Linked DNA regions of Homo sapiens: region 1 is linked to region 2. Evidence: read pairs that join two places in POLR2A ChIA-PET (ENCODE). Cell type or tissue: IMR-90. All regions are shown on one strand. Each heading gives the region's core, and the rest is flanking DNA. Links, peaks and the distances in the headings are about the cores only. Region 1 overlaps RP9 (RP9 pre-mRNA splicing factor). Region 2 overlaps NT5C3A (5'-nucleotidase, cytosolic IIIA).

Region 1 (12,572 bases), core at 2,389-10,388, 74 kb before region 2:
TTCTAGCTTCCAAAACTGCTAAGGAGTTTGATGCCATTCTGAGTCCCTTTCTTTTATAAGTTACCTGTTCAAGTTCACCTCACCCTTAAACGTTAAGAAACTATTCTTTATTGCTGCCATCCTGAAGTTTCATGATAATGTTAGTCTTTTCCAATTGACTTTTTTTTTTTTAACTTTTATTTTAGGTTTAGGGGTACCTGTGTAGGTTTGTTATACAGGTAAACTCATGTCATGGGGATTTGTTGTACAGATTATTTCATCACCCAGGTACAAAGCCTAGTACCCAAGAGTTATTTTTTCTGATGCTCACCCTCCGCCTGCCCTCCACCCTCAAGTGGGCCCCAGTGTGTGTTGTTCCCCAGTTTGTGCAGTTGACTCTTTTTTTCTTGACATGTCATGAATGCATTAACTACATATATAAATTTATGTCTTATTTCCTCTCCCCAATTTTGTTTTTTCCTTCTGTTGATTTTCTGTTGCTCTATCTCTTCTGTCTTTGTATTTTCATTGTACTTTGTAGATGTATCTTTTTCTCTACTAAACATATTTGTTATATTTCTAAATCAAAAAGCTTTTTCTCATTCTGCAAGTTGTTTTTTATATTATCCTGTTCTTGTTTCATAAGTGAAATATCTTCACTCATCTATGAGGATACTCACTCGTTTTTCTTTTTTGTTGTCTTTTGTTCCCTACATTGCCTCTATTTCTTGTTTGCTTTTTATTTTGATTGCTGTCTTACATTTAGTAATTTTTTTTTCTCTAATATCTGGGTATTCTTGAATCTCAACCATATTTTGTTTTGTTTTGTGTTTTTTAGAGACAAGCTCTCGTTCTGTCACCCAGGCTGGAGCACAGTGGCACGATTATAACTCACTACAGCCTCGACTTCCTGGGCTCAAGTGATCCCCCCTGAATCAGCCTACAGAGTAGCTGGGACTGCAGGTGCACACCATGACACCTAGCTAGTTTTTTTACACTTTTTTTTTTAGAGATGGAATCTTACTATGTTGCCCAGGCTGGTCGCGAACTCCTGGCTTCAAGGAATCCTCTCACTTAAGCCTCCCAAAGTGCTGGGATTACAGGCATGAGCCGCTGCTCTGGCCTCAACTCATTTAAGAGTAGGCGCTATACAGCTCTTGTCAAGGGCAGCTGTGTGTGGGAGAGAAAAAAGAGAGAAGGTGTTGTTTGTTGATCAGATAGCTTCATGATAGGGCGCTCATGCTGCAGGGTACCCTTTTTATCAAGAGACTTCCAAATGTCAGTAGTTGGAGATTTTTTTCTGGGGCTCCTAAGTTCCTCTAGAGAAGGGTCTTGAGTCCTCTGCCTGGGGGCCAGGGATCTCTGCCTGGCTGCCAGTGTTGCTGAATTGGAGAGGCTAACCCTGCAGCCTCCTTCAAGTGTTGGGCAGGCAGCCTCCTGGCTATAGGAAGGAAGCCTCATCTTCTGAAAAGTGTTACTTCTTCCACCCCAGGAAATCCATTGCTATTTCCACTTTCCCAAATTTGTTGAAAACTTCCTCTGATGTTGCCTCCTTTTGGGATATCTTTATGGCCTTTTTATTTTTTCACTGTCATTTTTAAAGCATCTGGGGAAGGAGATAGATAAGCATGTTGGTCAGTTGGCCATGTTAAATGGGAAGCCCCACAGTGCTCTTTTATAAATTGAATTCAAATCTTTTCATCCCTGATGTGATGGAGTCTCCTGAGTCTCCACCACAGTTTTCCCTCGGTGACCCTGCCTGCCAGGCCCCTGAGGGCATCCGAGGCTTCCACCTGCTCCAACACTCTCTGTCACTTAATAGCTCCTGGGCTGCCAGGCATAACAGAGTGGACCTTCTGGGTGTATGTGGCAGTTTCACCTCTGCCACGCAGCCCCTTGGATGCAGCTGCAGGAACAATTGTGTGGAATGGAGTACACTTGCATTAGGGACTCTTCTCAAAGAAAACCCATCTCAACAGTCAACAGAAAGAGTAATTTGAAACACTTAACAAAAGATTTCTTACTCTGTACACACTTGAGAAGACAGCGTGTCTCAGACATAACTGGTCTTCTTCCTACTCAGAGAAAGTTAGTACAGTCTGAATGACTAAGTAAGGCTTTTCAGATGGCACAAAATAATGCATCTCAATCAACTTTTTTTTATCTTGAGAATTAACTGCAGCTGGACACGGTGGATCATGTATACAATCCCAGTACTTTGGGAGGCCAAGACAGGAGGATTGCTTGAACCCAGGAGTTCAAGGCTGCAGTGAGCTGTGATCACGCCACTGCACTCCAGCTTGGGTGACAGTGACTGCAAAGATAAATGCATACCTCTTAACTGTCACACTGTAGAACCTAAACTGTGCGTGAACATACTTCAGTTTTCTAATCTGTATTTAGTAGTTAAATACTACTTTCAGAAATATATTTTTGAGTATACTACATTAATGAATTGTTCAGCCCCGGGAAACAACATGAACCACCCTTCTTTAAACTTGTGAAACCACTTGTAAAATGGACTTTGGGAATGCCATTGCTGATAATATTATATTTCCAAATGTGCAATTGCATCACACTCATTTTCATCTTGGCAAGAACAGTTACTTTTTTTTGAGAATTTGGATCTCAATTCGATTGGCCATATATTTTTTGTATAATGCTTGTGGCTCAAAAGGATTCATTTATTGGATTTTTGGATTTATAGACTTTACTGTCAAGCTCCTTCTAGTCTCTATGCATAAGGTATAGCATTAATGTTTCTAATGAATGGCTACAGATAAACTATCATCTTCACAAGTTGTGCAGATTTCCATTGTTTTTGCTCCATTAGGCCTATGTCATGCCACAGCTTTTTGTTAGAAATATTTTAAGCACCTACTTTGGGAAAACACTGTACCACACTTACAAAGCTAATCCTGTTAATACACAGTTGTTTACTATTTAATCTTGAGGGAACAGATCTGGGATTAGTAGTATTTCTCATCCATTGTCCATCAAGTTGCTTTCTCCCACATCTTATAGAAGGGGAGAATGAATTTTTTTTTTTTTTTTTAAGACAGAGTCTCACTCTGTCTCCCAGGCTGGAGTGCAATGGTGCGATCTCAGCTCACTGCAACTTCTGCCTCCCAGGTTCAAGCAATTCTTCTGCCTCAGCCTCCTGAGTAGCTGGGATTACAGGCACCCGCCACCACGCCCAGCTAATTTTTGTATTTTTAGTAGAGACGGGGTTTCACCATGTTGGCCAAGCTAGTCTCGAATTCCTGACCTCAAGTGATCTGCCCGCCTCAGCCTCCCAAAGTGCTGGGATTACAGGCGCGAGCCACCACGCCTGGCCAAATGAAAATTTTTTCACTTTTCCCTTTGTCTATTCTTGACTCCCTTTTCCAATATTCATTGTCTTCTAAAGGGTCCCTTAAACTATGCATAAGACGAGAGTCCGAATGAAGAAAACATTAAATCATTAAGTGTTTCTCTATGTTGCAGCCATTCTGAAGTATTAAAATAAGAGAGCCAGGTGTCATGGTGCCATGGTACACAACTGTAGTCCCAGCTACTCAGGAGGCTGAGGTGGGAGGATTGCTTGAGGCCAGGGGTTTGAGACCAGCCTAGGCAACACGACAAGACCCTGTCTCAAAAAAAAAAAAAATACTTCCCTAAAGGTTTAAAGGGTCAAGGGACAGACCTGAGCTAAAAATATTTGCATATTACTCTTTTGGGAGGAGGTACAAATTGCTTTAGGAGCCTGAGAGTTGCTCTTTGAGTGCACAAACACCTCGCCTTCAGAATTTCCTTCCCATCTTGCTGCCTGTCCCATCTGGAGACTTGCGTGCTCAGCATTCTGGGTCTCCTCTGGGTTCAGTCCCTGGATGGAAATAAGGAAGGCCTGGCCAGTCTTAGATGGCAGGTGCCGCTCAGCACAGGGAGGAGAAGCATTCTGCTCTTCTCAGGTGATTGCTTGTCTGCAAACCAGTGATAAAAGCTTATTGTTGCTAAAATCTCTGATTAAAAATCCTATAGCCCCTTTTTTGCAGTAACTTGATGTGTTATGTTTACATTAACATGGTTGATAAGGTTTTGTTTTTTGTTTTCCAGTTACGAAAAACCTCCTCCTGGGCTTATCAAGGTTAGTGTGAAGTTTGTACTCTTGGTTATTCCACAAGACATACTTGTAGACTCAGTAACTTGTTATGAAAAATAATTGCATGATGTTAAATCTCCTTTTACCAAAAGCCTGTTTCTTTTCCTGCAGATGAATGAGGGGTCATAATTTTTAGTTTTGTCACAAGCCTCTGCCTTTGCAGAAATTTCATCAGCCATGTTTCCCTTCCCTGAAGAACCAGTGCAGGCCCACGTGGATTCCTTGGCCATGCCCCTCTTCTCTCTTGCTGGGGATGGCATCTCTAAGCTCCTTTTCCTTGTCGGCCTCACCCGGCTCAGCCCCTCGGTCCATCCTCTGCTGGTTTCTTGAGCTCAGCAGCTCAGAGAGCAGTAAACTCTGAGGAGATCTGACAGCTATCCAGTCCCGCTCCCTGGTACAGGCATCCCTCCTGCAGCTCCCTGGCCAAGGTGCCAGGGTGTGTGTGCACGAGGGAGACTTAGAGTGGCAGGCCACGGCCAAGAAAACTTGCTGTTTCATAACTCTCAGCGAAGAAATATTCTTTAAAAACATGAGTCTATTGTAAATTTAATATTCATAGAAACTTGAAAAAAATCCAAAAGTTTGAAAACACATTAATTGTAAATGCAGTTATTGAGTGGTAAAAATGTACATCAGAGATATAGCATGTGTGTGACTGTAAAACATGACAGGGCCTTCAGGGTATAATAAACTATTCTAGCATAACAGGCCATTTCTATTATTCCAGGAAGCCTGGTTTACTTTAATTCTATATTTTGAGGTAGTGAAACTTTTTTTTTTTAATCTCAGAATCTTATTTGGAGCTCCCCAGTCATTGCTATATAAGGACAGATTTTTCTGCTTCACCAGTAACTTTTCTCTAAGAACAGCTACATTGTTTTTGGTATAGTTCTTCTGGTACATTTGTTTCCTGTTTTTTCAATCAGGTGTAACTTGTCTTTTTTTCTAGTTTTGAGGGGTAACTAAGATGATGTTGGCACCGGAAGCCCAGGAAAAAGCCAGGCAAGGGTGGCTCCAAGGGGAGCAGGAGAGAATCCCAGCGCTCTTGCCATGCTGTTTATACCTGTTCCCTTTTTTAGGAAGATGAGACTAAGCCAGAAGATTGCATACCAGATGTACCAGGCAATGAACACGCCAGGGAATTTCTGGCTCATGCACCAACTAAAGGACTTTGGATGCCACTGGGGAAAGAAGTCAAAGTTATGCAGTGTGAGTGTGGGAGAGTTTCCCTAATCCATGCAACTTACATGCCTCAATTTACAAAGAGTGTTTACTTCTTTTATTTAACTTGTTCTCATCACAGCCCTCTTACAGCCAAGGCACGTTCTCCATCTTCTAGATAAGGAAGCATCCACCCCACCCCCCACCACCGTGCCATGTGAAGAAGAAAGAGGGCTGTCATCTTAAGCCAGGAAGAAAGCTCTCACCACAAACCCACCTTGCTGGGACCCTGATCTCAGATTTCCAACCTACAGAATGAATGAGAAAACCAGTTTCTGTTGTTTAGGCCACCCAGAATACGGCATTTTGTTATGTCAGCCCGAGCTGACTAAGACACCATCTTTCTGCAGGTCCCCTTAGCCTCTCTCCCGTGTTGGATCACCCATTTTCCTGTGTCTTGAGTCTTCTTTATTATCATATTCTCTCCTTATGGTGTAACAAATCCTATGGCTGTTACCTTCAAAATGGGTTTATAGAAGATAAAAATGTTAAGACCTTTACTTTTCTGGAATCGTCTTTAACAGATTTTTAACTACCAGGATATTGAATTCTAATTTAAAAATCAGTTTCCTTGAGAATTTTGATGGGAATGCTTCATTGCCTTGATTATTTGTTAAAAGCAAAGACAACGTGCCTCAGAGTTCAGTATCTATCGGTTTTTCTTCTTTGGGTGGGTTATATTTTCCCAGAGAAGGCTCCCACGTGGAGGGAAAGCCATACTATGAGTGTTCTGGGAGCCGAGTGGAGGGAGTCTGGAAATGTGTCCATCTGCTTTTCATTCATTCGTGTGACCCTTTGTGGCTATTGCAGCAGCTTCCTTCAGACCTACCTGATGTCTCCCTGGTCTCCCTGGCCAGAGACCCTCTGTTTTACCTTTTCCACACATTAAACAACCTTCTACCAGGGTCAGGAAAACAGGGTCTCACTCTGTCACCCGGGCTGGAGTGCAGTGGTGTGATCACAACTTACTGCAGCCTCAACCTCCCAGAATCAGGTGATCTCACATCAGCCTCTGAGATAGCTGGGACTACAGGCATGCGCCACCAGGCTTAGCTAATTTTTTTGTACTTTTGTAGAGATAGGGTTTCACCATGTTGCCTAAGCTAGTCTCGAACTCCTGGCCTCAAGCGATCTACCCGCCTCTGCCTCCCAAAGTGCTAGGATTACAGGTAGGAGCCACTGTGCCCAGCCACCATTAATATTCTAAGAGAACTTGTGATTTTATTTACTTAAAAGTGAGAGTTTTGAACAGACTCAACCTGAGAAAGAAGCTTTTATAGTGTCTAAAATAGTAAATGAGAAGCAGAGATACTTTATGAAAACATTTACTCTGAAAAATATACTGAAACACACTTTAAAAAAAATGTACCTTTTGGGCCGGGCGTGGTGGCTCACGCCTGTAATCCCAGCACTTTGGGAGGCTGAGGCGGGCGGATCACCTGAGGTCAGGAGTTGAAGACCAGCCTGGGCAACATGGCAAAACCCCATCTCTGCTAAAAATACAAAAATTAGCTGGGTGTGGTGGTACGCACCTGTAATCCCAGCTACCCAGGAGGCTGAAATAGAAGAATATCTTGAACCCAGGAGGCAGAGGTTGCAGTGAGCTGAGATCACGCCACTGCACTCCAGCCTGAGCGACAGAGCAGGACTCCATCTCAAAAAAAAAAATTCACCTTTTGAAGTAATTCTCCATTGGATTGCTTCATAAATACTTGGTGATAGAATATTATTCCTAAAGGTATAAGACTAAAGGATGCTTGGGGAAGCAATTAGTTTACCTCTGTTTCTGGGATCTTACATGGCTTGTCCATAATTATATTTTGTTTTAGAATTAGAGTTTAATGAAGAAAAACTTGAATATATTCTGCTGATTCTTTATCTTGAGTAGGTGAAACTGTTATCTTACAGAAATATTTCTCTTTTCGTTTTTAGGTTGGCGTTGCAAACGCTATGGTCACCGAACGGGTGACAAAGAATGCCCTTTCTTTATCAAAGGCAACCAAAAGTTAGAGCAGTTCAGAGTGGTAAGTAAAGTCCAAGAGTGTCAATTTACATTTATCAGAGATAGTGAAAATCAGTGAAGCAGAAAGTCACCAGTGAACTTGAATGGTCACATAAAATACATTCCCAGAAGCCCTTTGACCAAAGTGTGTGCTGTTAACTACATGCTTATTAAATTACATTTGTATGACAAATTAGCTCTTTTACAAAAAAAAGGAATTCTTATTAAAGTGATCTTTGTTTGTAACTTGGAACAGTGATTTTTTTTCTGAAACAGACATTGTTATCTATTCAACCGCACTTTTTAAAATTTACTGTGTAAAAAAGTCATGTTTCATGACTGAAATCAGGGATTTAATTTCCCGGTCTTTAAAGAGTACATGTCTTTAAACTGTAAGATTAAAGTGTCCGTATATTTTTTCTTTAGATGACAGTTATTCCCTGTATTTTTCTTTGTTTTTGAGGTGGCAGTGTTATAGCTCTGTGATTGCTCCTGCAGAGCAGGGCTACCCCAAAGACAGTGTGCTGAGAGTAGCCATTTCCTGTATTTTTCTAATTGGAAAATCCATTTTTTAGCCTTAATGAGTTTTCAGTGATGTGACCTAGAACATGTTGAACATGCAGCTACATCAAACAGTAAAAAAAAAAATAAACTGGTTTTCATAACATAGGCATTTCATTGTATTTAACTTGTGATCCATGAAGCCTAACCAAACCTTAACCTTCTCTGACCCTTAAGGCACATGAAGATCCCATGTATGACATCATACGAGACAATAAACGACATGAAAAGGACGTAAGGTGAGGTCGTCCTGATGATAACAATATCCCCTTAAAGTTTTAAAATTATATAAAGTTGGAGAAAACCACTCTAGTGTTAGAGGAATGGTGCAGTAAACATGGTACTTCAATTGTGAAAATATGTGGAGTGCAGGAGTCATGGCTGAAAAGGCCAGTGTTGGGGAATGAGCAGGCCAGCCTCCTCCTCCTTGGGTTAACTTAAAGCCATGGGCTTGGTCCAGCTCTCTGGCCACTGCAGTTGATGTTGGCAACCCATGTTGTGCTGTCTACTTGTACAGTATAATTGATATTTTCATGTGATTCAGTTTATCTTCTCCAGAGTCTTTAGGGATGTGAGCTTTTGTTAAAAATTATACTTAGGCCAGGCTCAGTGGCTCACACCTGTAATCCTAACACTTTGGGAGGCCGAGGCCAGCGGATCGCTGAAGTCCAGGCGTTTGAGACCAGCCTGGGCCATACAGCAAAACCCCATCTTTACAAAAAAATATAAAAAGTAGCCAAGTATGGCAGCACGCACCTGTAGTTCCAGCCACTCGGGAGGATGAGGTGGGAGGATCTACTTGACCCCAGTAGGTTGAGGCTGCAGTAAGCCATGATTGCACCACTGCACTCCAGCCTAGGTGACAGAGGAAGACCCTGTCTCTAAAAAAAAAAGAAAAAAATTAGACATGATTAGAGAGAGGTGGAAAAAATTGGAGGGTTTGTTTTTTCAAATTGGTGGCATTATAACTGTTAAAGATGTAGATTAAGAAATTGAGCAGTAGGGGAATGGTTTAGTAAAGTATGCGTCTGTTAGAAATTACAATTGTAAGGACTGTGGAAACATGCAGAAATGTCTAGGACAATAAAAAGAATACAAAGTGGCTTGTACACTGGTTTCAGTCACGTAAAGTAGGCATTCAGGTGGAGAAGAATGAGAAAACAGGTAAAAATAAAAATACTGTCTTTGTGACATGGTTATTCATCATCCTATACTGCTTTTGAATGACATATTTATCTAAGCAACTGTTGTAAGTTAAAGCTAAAACTCACTGTTCTTTGATCAATTTTGAATGTTTAGGATACAGCAGTTAAAACAGTTACTGGAGGATTCTACCTCAGATGAAGATAGGAGCAGCTCCAGTTCCTCTGAAGGTAAAGAGAAACACAAGAAAAAGAAGAAGAAAGAAAAGCATAAGAAAAGGAAGAAAGAAAAGAAAAAGAAGAAAAAACGGAAGCACAAATCTTCCAAGTCAAATGAGGGTTCTGACTCAGAGTGACAAGGATGTGACTTGTTCAACATTCTCTTCTCAAACACTGACCAAGGAACAGAGGAAGATGCAGTCAGAGAAAGCAGCAGGATAGAGACGCCGAGAGAGGAGTATATGTGGGTCACAGCAGTGAGCTCCCACCCGCCTTGCAGTGAAGATGTGACCCCAGGAGAGGGAGTGTCTCCTTCCAGGTGCTAGCTCTGGACAGCAGCTGATTTTAGGCAGGAAAGTTTCTTCATCGTTGTCCTCCCTGCTGGTCACATGAGTTTACGATTCCTTTGAAGTGTCTCCCACAGGGTGGCAGGACTGGGAGAATCTCTGAGGCGTGTCTTCCAGGCCCTCCCACAGCTTGTGCCCTCCACAGTGTGGACTCAGGTCCCATAGACATCAGGCTGGAGTCTTCTCTGTTGTTGAGAATAATAAAAGCTCATTATTTATTTTTTAAATGGAATGTATTTATTTATGAATAATACATAAGTACAAATAATACCTAATACAAATTTAAAAGGTACATAATATTTAATCATGAAAACTCTACTTTCTTCCTTTCCACTCCAGTTACCTTCCCCAATGTCTACCAGTGGTACTAGTTTCTTGTGAATATTTTATATATCACAAGTAAGTACAGGGCTTTTCTTAGCAAATGCTATCCACATTCACTCACACATAGTTACATTTTAAACTTAGAAGTATGAACCTTACAGTGGTCAGTATCTGAGGGGGTTGGATCCAGGACCAACTCCCTCAATCCCTCACAGATACCAAAATCCGTGGATGCCCAAGTCCCTTATATTAAATGGCGTGCTATTTGCCTGTTCCCTACACACATCTTCCCATATACTTTAATTCATCTGTAGATCACTTCTAACACCTAATACAATGTAAATAGTTGTTATAATGTATTGTTTAGGGAATAAGGGCAAGAAAGAGAGTCTGCACATGTTCCATAGAGACAGAACCATCCATTTATTTTTTTGAATATTTTCTATCTGTAGTTTGATGAATTCACGAATGTAGAACCTGCTGATAGGGTGGGCCCACTGTTTTTATATATCAAGTACATTTGGCTTTACTGCCATATCAGCAGTGTGCATTTATATTTACCCGACATGGTTTGTTGATTTGGGGGCTAGGGAGTTCTTAAAACAATGAAAAACCTTGTATGGCTGCATTCTAATTCTCTTGCTTTCTACTGCCAAAGTCCCACAATTTTCACAGAGTGACTCAGAAAAAGTTTAAGAATATACAGGGATTTCCATACTGGGTCAGGTACCCACATCCCAAAATCTCTCTCCCTTTCTTCCTCTTCCTGTTGCCTGACCACAGCCCACACATGCTCCTGTAGCTGAGACTAGGCCACAGTAGAGGCATCTCAGGAGGCCAAGGTGTTCCTGCAGCTAGAGGAGAGGAAGTCCATCGTTTGCTGAGCCAAAGTGAAGCTGGATCTTGCTCATAGGCAAGCGTGTCCCTCTGTGGCCAACACTGGTCTCTTGCTGCTTTAGGCACTCAGTCAGGGTCCCAGAAACTCACTCCCATTTTCTGCCACTTTTCCTGGGGTTTGGATTCCCTCCTTTTTAAGGAACAGCCAAGCCAGGCCCAGACTGACCCTTCTCCAACTCTCATCAGTCAATGCTACTATTCTTGGCCTTGGAATACAACCTCACGAACACAATCAAGAATGGGATGGCCAGGACTTACTATTTCTGAAAACTGTAAGTCCAGTGATTCAGCCTTGCCTTACACTTACCCTTGTCATGCAGAACACAGGCCATCTGTCCTCTGCCATATGCTCAGCATTTCCCACCCAGGTAGAGCTGGTCCTCTTCTTCCAGGAATTGGCTACTGTCCCTCCGCAATCCCATTCATGATAAAAAGCATTCTTACACAACACGAGAAATGCTGCATCAATAATTCTCAAGCCTTCGAGGCATCCAAATCAACTAAAGATGCAGATTCCTGTGCTCCATTCAAAAACTACCAGAATTTTCCATTTCCTAGGTCTGGGGTGAACCTGGGAATCTGCCTTGCTAACAAGTGATGTGGACACTGTTGGTTCAGGAACCCCACTTGGAGAACCTGTGCTCTAGATCTCTACCCTCTTACTGAAGCGTTCTTCCACTTCCTGCTTTAACTGGAATCCAGCCGTCCACCCCTGCAGCCCTTGCAAGTAAATTGCTATCCCTTCTCTCTCACTGGTTTTCTCTGTCTTGTCTGTTTCTGGCCTAGATTCTGGGGAACATCACTTCAGCCTGTCATCTCCTCTGACCTGTCATCCTTTTGTCCAGCTTTCCCAAAAGAAACTTCAATTAAAATCTTTCACTTCTGCTTGTATATACAGACTACACGGGGAAAACACATGCCCATGTGGATTGATGTCCCCACAAATTCATTATCTCCAAACTCAAATTTAAGAACTGACCCCAGCATGCTGACTAGCAAACCAAAAGCTTGTTAGTCATCTATTTAAACCTTCATTCTCAGGCATTTCCTTCAGGTTCTGCATTTTCTACTCCTATCCAGGAAGACAATATCAGCCCTCAGACCTCCCCTTACTAATGCATCCTACCATCTCACCATCATGGTGTGCAAGTTAGGCAAAATTCTAAAATGACCCATGATCTCTCCCCCTAATCTTCAGTACTGTTAATAGGATGCATTTTACTCCTGTGACTGGATTATGTTACAAGCACAAGGAGAGGGAGACCATCTGGGTGTTCCTAACCAAATCATGAGAGCCGTATGGAACTCCAGAGTGGTCTATGGCTAATAATCAAAGAGAAAGTAAGAGAGTCCAAGCCTGTGAAAGATTCCACACATCATCACTGGCCTTAAAGTTGAATGGGCCCACATGGTGAGGGATGCAGCAGACTCTCATCAAAGGTTCCTGACTAACAGCCAGCAAGGAAATGGAGCTCTCAGTCCTACAGCCGAAAGTAAATGAATTCTGCCACCCTCAATGATTCTGGATGCATATTCTTCCCCAGAGCCTCCAGATGGAAGCCCACCTCTATTGACACCTTGGGTTGGGGCTTCTGAGATGCAAAGTCGAGAGCCCAGTTGAGCCTGCTCAGGCTTCTGACCTACACCACCGTGAGGTAATCAATGATGGTGGTTTTGAGCTTTTACGTTTGTGGGAAAGTGTTAATACAGCAACAAACTGATTCAGAGGTTTAATGAGC
Region 2 (12,572 bases), core at 3,122-11,121:
CCTCAGCCTCCCAAAGTGCTGGGATTACAGGCCTGAGCCACCACGCCTGGCCAGAGCTTCACATTTTTATCTTATCCCAGTGTATCCACAAGATCATATCAAATCTAATATTAAACAATTGAGTTGTGGATAAAATGGCATAACTTTGAAATCCATTTCATCTCTATAAATATATTAAGTATTGGTCAAAATAAGTGAATTTTAGGTCTTTCTTAATCATTTTTGGTGTTGATTCAGATTGGCATCAATCAACCAACATACCCTGATTCTTTTCAGGAAGGCATTGCTCCCTCCCCAACATTTTACGCTGCGGCTTTACCATAAAATGAATTTGTTCTCTTTTTATCACAAATGATGGAAATTTTTAGCTTCTTATTTATTTTTCATAAAATTTTATCATAATCAAATTGAAAATTTTTCAGACAATTCAAAATACCTTGCCCTTCAAATTTGAAGTATCATTATTTATATGCCACCAAACCAAGTCTGTGTTTTTATAAGAGGGATATAGACAGAAGGACTTTGTGGAGGTAACAAAAGTATGTGATCTCATGCAACAGTTGGGGCATGTTCAACAACAACCACCACAACAAAAAGTATGTGATGTATTTCATCATACTTCTACAGTGTGCTTATATTATGATACTCTTTGACATATTCCATACAGGAGTCTTTGATTCTCTTTCTTAGGCTATATTGTAAAGTATTTGAGTAAAATACCCCATATCTCAAGTTCTTGTGAAGTATTTCTCATATAGATCAGTGACATTAATTGTGTATTGCAGGAGAGGAGTATAGTATACTATATAACCCAAGACAGATAGAATGGTCATTTTTATATTTCTTATACCTATTTCATCATTATTTTACTCCCGTGCCATTTGTGTATTCACTACTTATGAATACACAATGAAAATGAATGGTTGTATGTTGCACAGGAGCCACCAATGCCTTTAGCTACTGGTTCTCTTTCATCCATTGTGATTTAAAGTAAACCAGTATTGGCTGGGCATGGTGGCTTACACCTGTAATCCCAGCACTTTGGGAGGCTGAAGCGGGGAGATCACTTGAGCCCAGGAGTTTGAGACCAGCCTGGGAAACACAGCAAGACCTTATCTCTATAAAAATAAAATAAACCAATCTTACATTTGTTAGTGTAGCAGAAACCAGCCTTCTTCGAAGTGGTCTTGGTGTGATTCTCCTATCCGTTATCAAAAACTTGAAGCTGTGATTTGCCTGAGGTAAGACATCTTGGGTACACTGAAATCAAATATTTAATTTTTTTGGTGAAAAAATAGTCTATGATATATATCCTGTGTTGCTTTCACCATAATGGATTGGTTATTGAATCAAACATATGCTGATTGCTGTGCATCTGCCAGTTAAGGCTGAGGTAAGAACAGAAATTAGTTGTCAAGAGATAAACTTACTAGCTGAGGTATTTGTAAGGGAGTTACAGAAGTGATATTCCAAAACAGCAGTGGTCCCTAAAACTCAGCAGAAAAGCAGAGTAAATACTACTCATCATCATATCCCTAGCATTTAGCAAGAGTGTGTGGCACAAAGTAGACACATGGTAAATATTGGTTAGGCGAGTGAATGGGTTAATGTATGAAAAAAAAAAATAGGAACCAGTGCCTATCTGCCTTTCCATCTATTGAAAAATCACTATAAAATACATAGATAACCTTTAAGCCATTGAAACTCATCCAGTTGAGTTAAAAGGATTACTACATCAAGGTTAGTTGCATTGCAGGTCATCCTACTTAAATATGGCTTTTTAAAATTAAATATATTGTAGGTGGTAGATCTTTCATCCATGGAGAAAATTTTAATGTTAGCATTTGTCTTTTCTCTACACTTTCTTTTTTTTTTCAAGCTCTGCCTCCCGGGTTTACGCCATTCTCCTGCCTCAGCCTCCCAACTAGCTGGGACTACAGGCACCCGCCACCACGCCCAGCTAATTTTTTATGTTTTCAGTAGAGACAGTATTTCACCATGTTAGCCAGGATGGTCTCGATCTCCTGACCTCGTGATCTGCCCACCTCGACCTCCTGAAGTGCTGGGATTACAGGCGTGAGCCACTGTGCCCGGCCTCTTTCCTCTACACTTTCGTTATCATCTTCCAGTCTTTGGAAGACAGTCCATCCTTTTTCTGATTTTTCTACTCTTGCCCATTATGTAGGAACAACACGGCATCTGATAGATTTACGTGGTGAGATTCTCTTGTAGCAAAGATAGAAGGTCCAGGGAATTTTTGTAACCATGTCCATGACACACATGAACTATGTTAATATTACTAATAACATACCCAGAATAAAAACATATAAATAAAGATTATCCAGTACAAACCAGTATAGAACTTGGATTTGAGGTACTATTATTGCCTATGCTGTATAACTGACTATAAAATGAGGCATAATTTTCTCCTTCTAGTTGTATTGTACATGTGCTATGAGAGCTTGTACTGATTTTTCCTCTAATCAGTTTCATTCTATTTGTGATAAAATAGCTAGTAACAAGAAATAATACTTAAGATTAAATTGTTGAGCAACCCTAAAGTCTTCATAACTCTGTAGTAGCAGCCTACACCCATTTTTTAAGATGGGTCTTGCTGTGTTGCCCAGGCTGGTCTCAAACTCCTGGGCTCCAGTGATCGTCAGCTTCCAAGTAGCTGGGATTACAGGCATGTGCCACTGTGCCTGGCACAATACTTTTTGGCAGTTATCTCCATTTGAAATAAATCTATTGTAAAATGTGTGCCAAGAACAGTATATTATTTGGAAAATAGTACAATAAAAAGAGCAAAGATCTTGAAGCAGCTTTTCAAATTTAAAATATTTTAAATGTATTTTAATTATACAAAGACAAACTTTTGGGGGAATAATTGTGATAATTGCTTCCTTTCTGCTCAGGAACATTTTAAAATATAAATATGTAGGCAAGCTAAATGTATGTATTAATTCATAAAAGCCAGATGCAAAAGTATATAATGAGGATGAGCTAAAACTATATGCGTATATATGCATGTTTCAGAGGGATATGCTGAAGGTATTATATTAGTATTAGGGTGGAAGTTTAGTTACTGTATTATATAAAATGGAGGCTTAACGGGAGTCATCTTAAGATTTTTAGAAAAATTAATCAATCGAGGGGTAGCTGCTGGGGTATTCATGGTTAAAATATGATTTCTGGGCTCTCTGGATTGCATCACAACCCAGAAATGAAACTAATAGAAAATCACAGAAATGAAACTAATAGAAAATAAATTTAAATGTTACTTGTTTATCTTCACGTAGTTGAACTCCAGGCAGTTTTTATTGTCTTTTTTATATTTTTACTGTTATTTCTGTGGTAAGCGTGCATTGCTTTTATACTTAGAAAAAGATATATACTTTCTGATAAAGCAATTGAATCACAAATGTAGTTTTATCTTACTCTGTAGCTGGAAAATACTGATAAGTTTTAAGTATTTTTGTGTGTATAAATGGTAATGTGGGAGCTGGGCTTGGTGTCCCACACTTTTAATCCCAGGACTTTGGAAGGCCAAGATGGGAGGATTGCTTGAGGCCAGGAGTTCAAGATCAGCCTGAGCAACAAAGCAAGACCTCACTCACTTCTACAGAAAATTTTAAAAATTAGCTGGGTATGATGGCGCATGCCTTCTACCTACTCAGGAGGCTGAGATGGGAGGATCATTTGAGCCCAGGAGTTTGAGGCTACGGTGAGCTAGGATTGTGCCACTGCACTCCAGCCGGGGTGACAAAACAAGACCTCATCTCTAAAAAAGTAATAACAAAATAAATAAACGGTAATTTGATGTGGTGGCTTGCTTTTTAAAAATAATGCCTTAATATTTTTATGTCTTTAAATAAGACAGGTTTCTGCTTGGTATCAAAGGAACCTGGGGAAAGAAGAATGAAAACTAATTAATTAATTTTCTTTTACTTTTAGATGCCAGAATTCCAGAAAAGTTCAGTTCGAATCAAGAACCCTACAAGAGTAGAAGAAATTATCTGTGGTCTTATCAAAGGAGGAGCTGCCAAACTTCAGGTGAATAATTATCAAGAAGCCTTGGCTGTGTGTGTTGGCTCATGCCTGTAATTCCAGCACTTTGGGAGACTGAAGCAGGAGGATCACTTGAGCCCAGGAGTTCGAGACCAGCCTGGGCAACATAGTGAGACCCCATCTCTATTTAAAAAAAAAAAAAAATGGCCGGGCATAGTGGCTCACACCTGTAATCCTAGCACTTTGGGAGGCCGAGGCGGGTGGACAAGGCTGAGGTCAGGAGTTCGAGACCAGCCTGGCCAACATGGTGAAACTCTGTCTCTACTAAAAAATACAAAAATTAGCCGGGCCTGGTGGCGCATGCCTGTAATCCCAGCTACTTGGGAGGCTGAGGCAGGCTAATCACTTAACCCCGGGAGGCGGAGTTTGCAATGAGTTGAGATCATGCCACTGCACTCCAAAAATAAAAGCTTAATAATAAAGGCTTCTTTTTTTTTTTTTTTTTTTTCTTTTGAGATGGAGTCTCGCTCTGTTGCCCAGCCTGGAGTGCAGTGGCGCAATCCTGGCTCACTGCAACCTGCTCCTCCTGGGTTCAGGCGATTTTCGTACCTCCGCCTCCCCGAGCAGCTGGGATTACAGGTGCCAGCCACCACAACCAGCTAATTTTTTTGTTTTTTGAGACTGAGTATTACTCTGTTGCTCAGGCTGGAGTGCAGTGGCACGATCTCAGCTCACTGCAACCTCTGCTTCCCGGTTCAAGCAGTTTTCCCTCCTCAGCTTCCAGAGCAGCTGGGATTACAGGTGCCTGCCACCACACCCAGCTAATTTTTATATTTTTAGTAGAGACAGGGTTTCGCCATGTTGGCCAGGCTGGTCTCAAACTCCTGGCCTCAAGTGATCCATCCACCTCGGCCTCCCAAAGTGCTGGGATTACAGGCGTGAGCCATCATGGCCCAGCCTTATTTTATTTTTAATGTTAAAGCCGACTCATTCATCTCCTGTTTGATAAAATCTGAGTACAGCAAGTTTAGGTAGACAGTTTTTGCCTATCCTTTAGGAATATAAAATCCAGAAAATATATATCTTGAGTTGTTCTAAAACAGACAGAATACCCTATTGGAAAAACAAAAGTTAATAATCCTGAAATACTCTTAAGTTTTTATTAGTCTTAAGTAAGAAGCTAACTCATGCTGTGTACAAGCATTAAACCATTTTAAGGATAATATTTAAAAGTGTTTAGTTTTATGCTGCTCTTTCATGTTTTAATCATAGTAGTTCAGATTAAGATACAGCCTTATTAAGGGGATAATTGAGTTTTTAAAAAGTTGTCTCTGTTTTAAAGGAATGTGTTACATGTAAATTAAATCAACAATCTGGATATTCTGTAAAAAAAAAAATTATTCCTTTTTTAAAACATTTCTGAAAAATAATATTTAACCCAGTCTCCTAAGTTTCAAGAGCTGGCCAGCTATTTCAATGTGCATTCATTCATTGGTATAGTTTAAATAAGCAAGTTAAATCCAGCATGTAATGGTATCAGTAACTAAGAGCTTCATATAGTTGAATTGCTTCCACTGCATTTTTGTGCATTGACCAAGTTGGTCGAAAATCTCTAGTGAGAAGAGTAGCCATATCACCTGCAATTGCAAATTCCCATACCAATTAATCAGATTTTTTCAAATTTTTATTTATTTTTATTTATTTAATTTTGTTTTATTTTTTCGAGATGGAGTCTTATTCTGTCGCCCAGGTTGGAGTGTAGTGGCATGATCTTAGCTCACTGCAACCTGCGCCTCCCAGGTTCAAGTGATTCTCCTGCCTCAGCTTCCTGAGTAGCTGGGATTACAGGCACATGCCACCACACCTGGCTATTTTTGTATTTTTAGTAGAGACAAGGTTTTACCATCTTGGCCAGGCTGATCTCAAACTCCTGACCTCGAGTGATCTCCCCACCTCGGCCTCCCAAAGTGCTGGGATTCCAGGCATGAGCCACCGTGCCTGGCTGGATTTTTTCAATTTTTAAAGTCGATACATAATAACTGTATATATATATGCGGTACATGTGATATTTTCAAATGTATATAAAATGTGCAATAATCAAATCAGGGTAATTAGGATATCTGCCACTTCTAATATTTATTCTTTGTTTTGGGAACATTCTAAATCTTTTCTTCTAGCTGTTTTGAAATATACAATAAAATACTGTTTACTATAGTCATTCCACTGTGTAAACACTAGAACTTATTCCTTCTAACAGTATTTTCATAACCATTAACCAGCTGTTCTTTATCTCACCAACCCTCCCACCCTTCCCAGCCTCTGGTAACCGTCTTTCTACTCTCTGTTTCCATGAGATCAACTTTTTAAGTTTTCACATATGAGTAAGAACATATAATATTTGTCTTTCTGTGCCTGTCTTATTTCACTTAAGATAATGACCTCCAGGCTCGCCCATGTTGCTGCAGATGACAGCATCTCTTTGTTTTTTATGGCTGAATTACGAATCAGATTTATTTGGTGAAAACACTAGGGCACTCAAGGTAGCACCTTGTAGTTAAGATTATTCCCAGGACTTTATAAAGGAACCGCATGAGAAAATTCAATGTAAAGAGAATAAGTTAACAGTGTGGACCAGAGACTTGAGCACAGTCCTATGCATCTAGGAAAGCATGAAGTATGTGTTTGGGTAGCACAGAGAAATTCTGGCCATGTGGGCTATGTTTACAATAATGCATTTCACTCTTTTCTTACAGATAATAACGGACTTTGATATGACACTCAGTAGATTTTCATATAAAGGGAAAAGATGCCCAACATGTCATAGTAAGTGTGATATTTGTAAACAAATTCACAAAAGCATGTCATCATTATTTTAAGATCCTCTTTATATTACCTGTGAGATAACTGGGTTTTTAAAATTCTTCTTGGACATTGACAGTGAGGAGACCTGCTTTTTCTTATTATATTTTTGAGGTTTTTTTTCCCATATTATATAAATGGTTATTTTCATGTATGGTTTTGGTAGCAAAGGGAATCAGAGACTCCTGAAATATTTCTTGCCAAATATGGTCTATTCATTATTCAAGAAATATTTAAATAGGTTGTAAACTTTGGGTTAACCTGAAGAAACACCATTTATCAAATACTTTGTTTTCTAGGAATTTTACCAAATTTTAATGTCTTTTTTGTTTTCCAACTTGGCTGTGAGTTTTTAAAATAACACTCTTCAACCTGACAGGGAAACGGTGAAATGAACTCTCTCATTTGCTTTTAGTACATGTGTAAATTGAAAAATTATTTTGGGGCTGGGTGCGGTCACTCATGCCTGTAATCTCGGCATTTTGGGAAGCTGAGGCGGGCAGATCATTTGCAGTCAGGAGTTCAAGACCAGCCTGACCAAAATGATGAAACCCTGTCTCTACTAAAAATACAAAAATTAGCTGGGCATGGTGGCGGGCACCTGTAATCCCAGCTACTCAGGAGGCTGAGGCAGGAGAATCACTTGAACCCGGGACGTGGAGTTTGCAGTGAGCCAAGATTGCACAACTGCGCTCCAGCCTGGGCAACAGAGTGAAACTTCATCTCAAAAAAAAGTAAAAAAGGAAAAGAAAAATTATTTTGATAACTTGTATTAAAAAAATGCTAAAAATCGCCAGGCACAGTGGCTCACGCCTGTAATCCCAGCACTTCGGGAGGTGGAGGTGGAATAATCACTTGAGCCCAGGAGTTTGAGACCAGCCTGAGCAACATAATAAGACCTTTTCTTACAAAAAATAAAAAATTAGCTGGGCATTGTGGCATGCCTGTGGTCCCAGCTACTCATTTGGGAGGCTGAGAGGGTCCTTGAGCCTGGGAGGGCAAGTCTATAGTGAGCCATAATCGCACCACTGCACTCCAGCCTGGATGACAAAACAAGACCCTGTCTCGAAAAAAAAAAAAAACACTAAAAATCTTCATATCCTTTGCCCTATTAAGTCCTCTTTGGAGAATTTCTAATAATCTCAAATGCAGTTTTTAAAAAACTTTATTCACAAAAATAATGGTGACTAAGCTCAACATAAAATTATTACTAATAGCAGATGCTTGGAAGCAACCTAAAAAGTTTAATGCTGCAGAAATGATATAAATTATTTTCTGCTCACATACCAGAAATTTTAATTACATGGAAAAATGCAGACTACAATGTGAAATGAAAAAGAAAATTCAAAATTACAGATTTGGTATGATCTCTTATCTAATTGATATACATGAAATCTTAAGACTGAAAGGAAATATACTAAAATATTGTTCATTACTTATTATTGAATGCTAAAACCTTTTACCATTCAATTTTTGTTTTCTTCTTTACAGTGGTCTGGATTTTCCAGATGTTTACGTTAAGCATTTATTATCTTTTTATTACGAAAAAAATGTATTTCCCATATGTGTTTCTTATATTTAATTACAAAGTAGAAAATGGAAGTGATCAATACACAGTTCATAGTATTTGAAGATATTGAATTGTCTATCTCAGTGATGTAAGCGAGCAGTCACTGAATCTCAGATTTTAAGCCATTAGCTTCTTTAACAATGTCATGTGAATTATACCACTGACACCAAAAGTTATAATAACCATGCTAGTTGACTTGGCATTACTTAAAAGTATTGGGTTGGTGCAAAAGTAATTGAGTTTTTTGCCATTACTTTATAGCAAATTATTCATAGTAGTGGTAGCATAAATCAGAGTATTTCTTTTAATGCTTATTTTGCTTTCTATCTTTAGATATCATTGACAACTGTAAGCTGGTTACAGATGAATGTAGAAAAAAGGTAAACACTAACAACAATCTATAGTCACTCAAAGACTTCATTACCCTTTTTGCCTGAGAATTTCTTCAGGTGCATTCACAGAAGTAAGAATGGATGTAAAGTGCTTACAGCCATACCTGGCACATAGTAAGCACTCAGTAAATAGTAGGTTTGCTGTATGAATTACACATTCAAAACATATTTTAAAGATAAAAATTCACAGTAACTTGACAACAAAACTTATATTTAAAACTCTTAAATGATTACCAAAGTATTCTGGTGTTGTAACGTTAACTGGAGATTTAAAACAAAAGTACTTCAGTTTTCTATAGGTTTTGCTCCTTTAAGTTGATGAGGAAGTTGCTTCAGTACTTCGCTTGAGTATGTATGTGTCTGTGTATATCTTAACAAAATGCAATTTGAAATGTGAATCAAATTTAATACCTTTATATGAAAACTAAAGTGTTTTTTGTACTGATAATTTTATTGTTGGTTTTTACTCATCTGAAAGTACTTTACAAAAGAAAGGTAGCTTTTTGCAGGTATATTTGATTACATGTCAACTAAGATCAACAAATATTTTTTCAATTGATGCATTAGCTCAACTTTTAAAGCAGTTTGTTGAAAATACTTGTTTACATTGTTTTGCTTTCTATAAAACCAAGCAGATTTATTTTCAAGTAATCTTCATGATTAAGTTATTCATATCTTCCTAGTTATTGCAACTAAAGGAAAAATATTACGCTATTGAAGTTGATCCTGTTCTTACTGTAGAAGAGAAGTACCCTTATATGGTGGAATGGTAAGTGTATATTAGGCAGTAGGAGGATTAAAAAAAAATAATAAAACAACACTGCAGTTACAACTGATGGCTTATTTTTTACCTGTATTGCAAACAAACAGATTAATAAATTATGCAAGTTAGAGCATTGAATAACAAAATGAGCTCTAATTATCTAATCTCTCTAACAGTTTAGGAATCCTTTTGTTTTGTTTATTTAAGGTGAAGTCCAGTAGGAATAAATTAAAAGTCCTGCATTTAAGTCTCAAATTAAAAACAAGAATTTTTTTTTAAGTATATGAACAAAACGTGGCTTAATGTGTAAAGAAAAGGTATGAGGATTTAAACTGAGTCTGAACTCAGAGCCAGCAGGTGATATGGTTACCCAAAAATCGACCTTTGGTTGCATTAATCAAAATGCAGTGTTCCAGGCAGATCACACTGAAAGCACTGTGTCGGATTCTGGAAGAATGCTGTTAAGAGAAACCATGACAATAGTGACCAAAAAAAAAAAAAATAGATCATGACAAACTTAAAAGGAGTCAGAGTAGTCCACCAGAATGATCAGAGGAATTTGAGCCTTCCCACTTGACGAACATTTCAAGGAATAGAAAATGCTTTGATTTGAGAAGGAACAACTTGTTTTAAAATCTTAGGAGACCAGGAATGATTTGTCTTTATTGTCCCGTTACGTAACAGTTGCATACTTCATCTGTATTTGTGGTACTAAATGTTGAAAAGATATTAGACTTAACTCTACAAACTGGTAGCAGCAGAACTGGAACTAGACTTGGAAGATATAAGAAGATTGATTTCAGCATGAGAAATGAAAAGCCTGTCTAGCAATTAAGAGTTTTCTGGCAATGGAATAAGCTTCCCTGGGAGAATGAGCTTACTGACATGTTAGAAGCTGACCCAGGCAGGGAAGAAGGTGACTTAGGAATATTATAGGGGTATTTTTAGGTATCAGATGAAGAGTTAGGCTTTTTTTTCTTTTCGTTTCTTTCTTTCTGTTTTTAGTGGCTGTTTGCATAATTGTAATGGGTTAGAGAGTCTAAGGGCCCTTTATACTGAGATGCTATGATTATAGGTGTTTTCTACATAAAGCAGGCTAATCTGTATATGACACTTGCCATAACAAAGATTTTCTCTCTTGTTCACTAAGTAGCATCTTCAGTATGTAGAAAATTCAAACTACAAACAAATTTTAAAAATGGGGTTGCTCTAATTCATTTTACTGCAATCAGAGAAAGGATTATGCTTCCATAGGTTGGGTTGAGTTTTTATGTGTAGAATTAGGAAAGGTTTATAGCTAGTTTCCTTTCATTACCTTACTAACATATTTAAGCTAAGTCTGGGTTTGGGAGGACTGGGAAACTCAGTAAGAACATGCATATCACATTTTGAGACATGAGGTATACATTCATTAGTGATGAACTTCAATCTCTAAAATTTAAATCCAAATATGAGGAACAGATTTTCTCACATGGAAGAATGTTTTGTAATAAAGATAATAATTTTAGTTTGTCTTAATTGATAGTCTTTTTTCCTTTGGTCATAAACTCCAGGTATACTAAATCACATGGTTTGCTTGTTCAGCAAGCTTTACCAAAAGCTAAACTTAAAGAAATTGTGGCAGAATCTGACGTTATGCTCAAGTAAGTTTCTTGGATGTTTTTTGCTGTTATTGTTCACAGACTTGAATTATTGCTATTTATGTAGTCAGTTGTACTTTTTAAAAATAAGATTGAATATTCCTTATATAACCATATCCAAAATATGCCACCTATCACAAAATACATAGTGGTAAGATAAGGAATTTAGAATGACGTATTAGATCTTGGTGTAGGTAGTAAGAGCCTTATGAGATTTAAATTCTAATTTGTATTTTGTTTCTCCAGATTAAAAATGTCAAGACTTAAAATTTTTGAACCAAGGCCATTTAAAAATTTTTTAGCAAAATACTTAGGAAAGACATATGAAAGGAATGTATAAATCAAGTTAAAAGGGATTTAAGTATACTTTTTTTTTTTTTTAAAGACAGGGTCTCTCTCTGTTGCCCAGGTTAGAGTGTAGTGACATAATCTCTTCCTCAGTTCAACCTCTGCCTCCTGGGCTCAAGCGATCCCCTTGCCTCAGCCTCTCAAGTAGCTGGGACTACAGTCATGCACCACCATGCCTGGCTAATTTTTGTATATTTTTGTAAAGATGGGATTTCACCATGTTGCCCAGACTGGTCTTGAACTCTTGAGCTCAAGCGATCCCAAAGTGCTGGGATTATATGTGTGAGCCACCATGCCTGGCAGTATACTATGTCTAAATTTACATAAGCCTACTTTTTAAATTCTCGAACTTCTTTGAAAACTATTCCTAGGAAAGATTAGTATGTTTTAGTACATAATTATATATGTATGCATGAGTTATAAGATACAAGAAGCTTTTTTTTTTCTTTTTTTTTTGAGATGGAGTCTCGCTCTGTCACCCAGGCTGGAGTGCAGTGGTGTAAGCTCCGCCTCCCAGGTTCACGCCATTCTCCTGCCTCAGTCTCCTGACTAGCCAGGACTTCAGGCGCCCGCCACCACGCCCGGCTAATTTTTTGTATTTTTAGTAGAGACGGGGTTTCACCGAGTTAGCCAGGATGGTCTCGATCTCCTGACCTTGTGATCTGCGCATCTCCGCCTCCCAAAGTGCTGGGGTTACAGGCGTGAGCCACTGCGCCCGGCCCAAGAGCCTGTTTAATACTGTTTATTACCTCGTAAAATTTTCAACTCATTAGGCAAATATGATGATGTTACTTTTTTATGATGATGTTATATTTTAAGGTGATTACTTCTAAAAAGGAAAGCAATAAATTGTCAGAAAAAGTGTGAGGACAGCTAGTAAGTGTTTCATTCCTTAGTAGGCAACATTAGCATTCTTTAACCTATGGCCCAGGAAGGGTAAAAAAGGGAAGAGGGCTTAAGATCTTAGTAAAGACACATGCCAGATGTCGAGA

What was found. Peaks named below come from ENCODE experiments on the same cell type or tissue, not always from the same donor. Only the 100,000 strongest peaks of a DNase experiment are listed, where the experiment ranks them.
Region 1: POLR2A ChIA-PET joins it to region 2 with 6 read pairs; 4 of 35 experiments call an interaction of 5 or more read pairs at or near these places.

Annotation. Positions count from the first base shown.
Region 1 is chr7:33,092,064-33,104,635 of GRCh38, reverse strand. RP9 (RP9 pre-mRNA splicing factor) reads left to right here. Exons shown (of 6, transcript NM_203288.2): 2 at 4,075-4,105; 3 at 5,200-5,329; 4 at 7,274-7,365; 5 at 8,082-8,143; 6 at 9,204-9,839. The coding sequence ends at 9,402. LOC124901610 (a long non-coding RNA gene) reads right to left here. Exons shown (of 4, transcript XR_007060279.1): 4 at 9,237-9,797. Among named protein-coding and RNA genes, the nearest start is that of RP9, 11 kb to the left of the region's middle. In IMR-90, for the core only: no CTCF peak of the experiment used is centred there; no DNase peak of the experiment used is centred there.
Region 2 is chr7:33,018,298-33,030,869 of GRCh38, reverse strand. NT5C3A (5'-nucleotidase, cytosolic IIIA) reads left to right here. Exons shown (of 9, transcript NM_001002010.5): 2 at 3,955-4,053; 3 at 6,762-6,831; 4 at 8,771-8,817; 5 at 9,513-9,598; 6 at 11,146-11,235. Among named protein-coding and RNA genes, the nearest start is that of NT5C3A, 38 kb to the left of the region's middle. In IMR-90, for the core only: no CTCF peak of the experiment used is centred there; a DNase peak (open chromatin) is centred at 6,339; H3K27ac peaks cover 543 bases.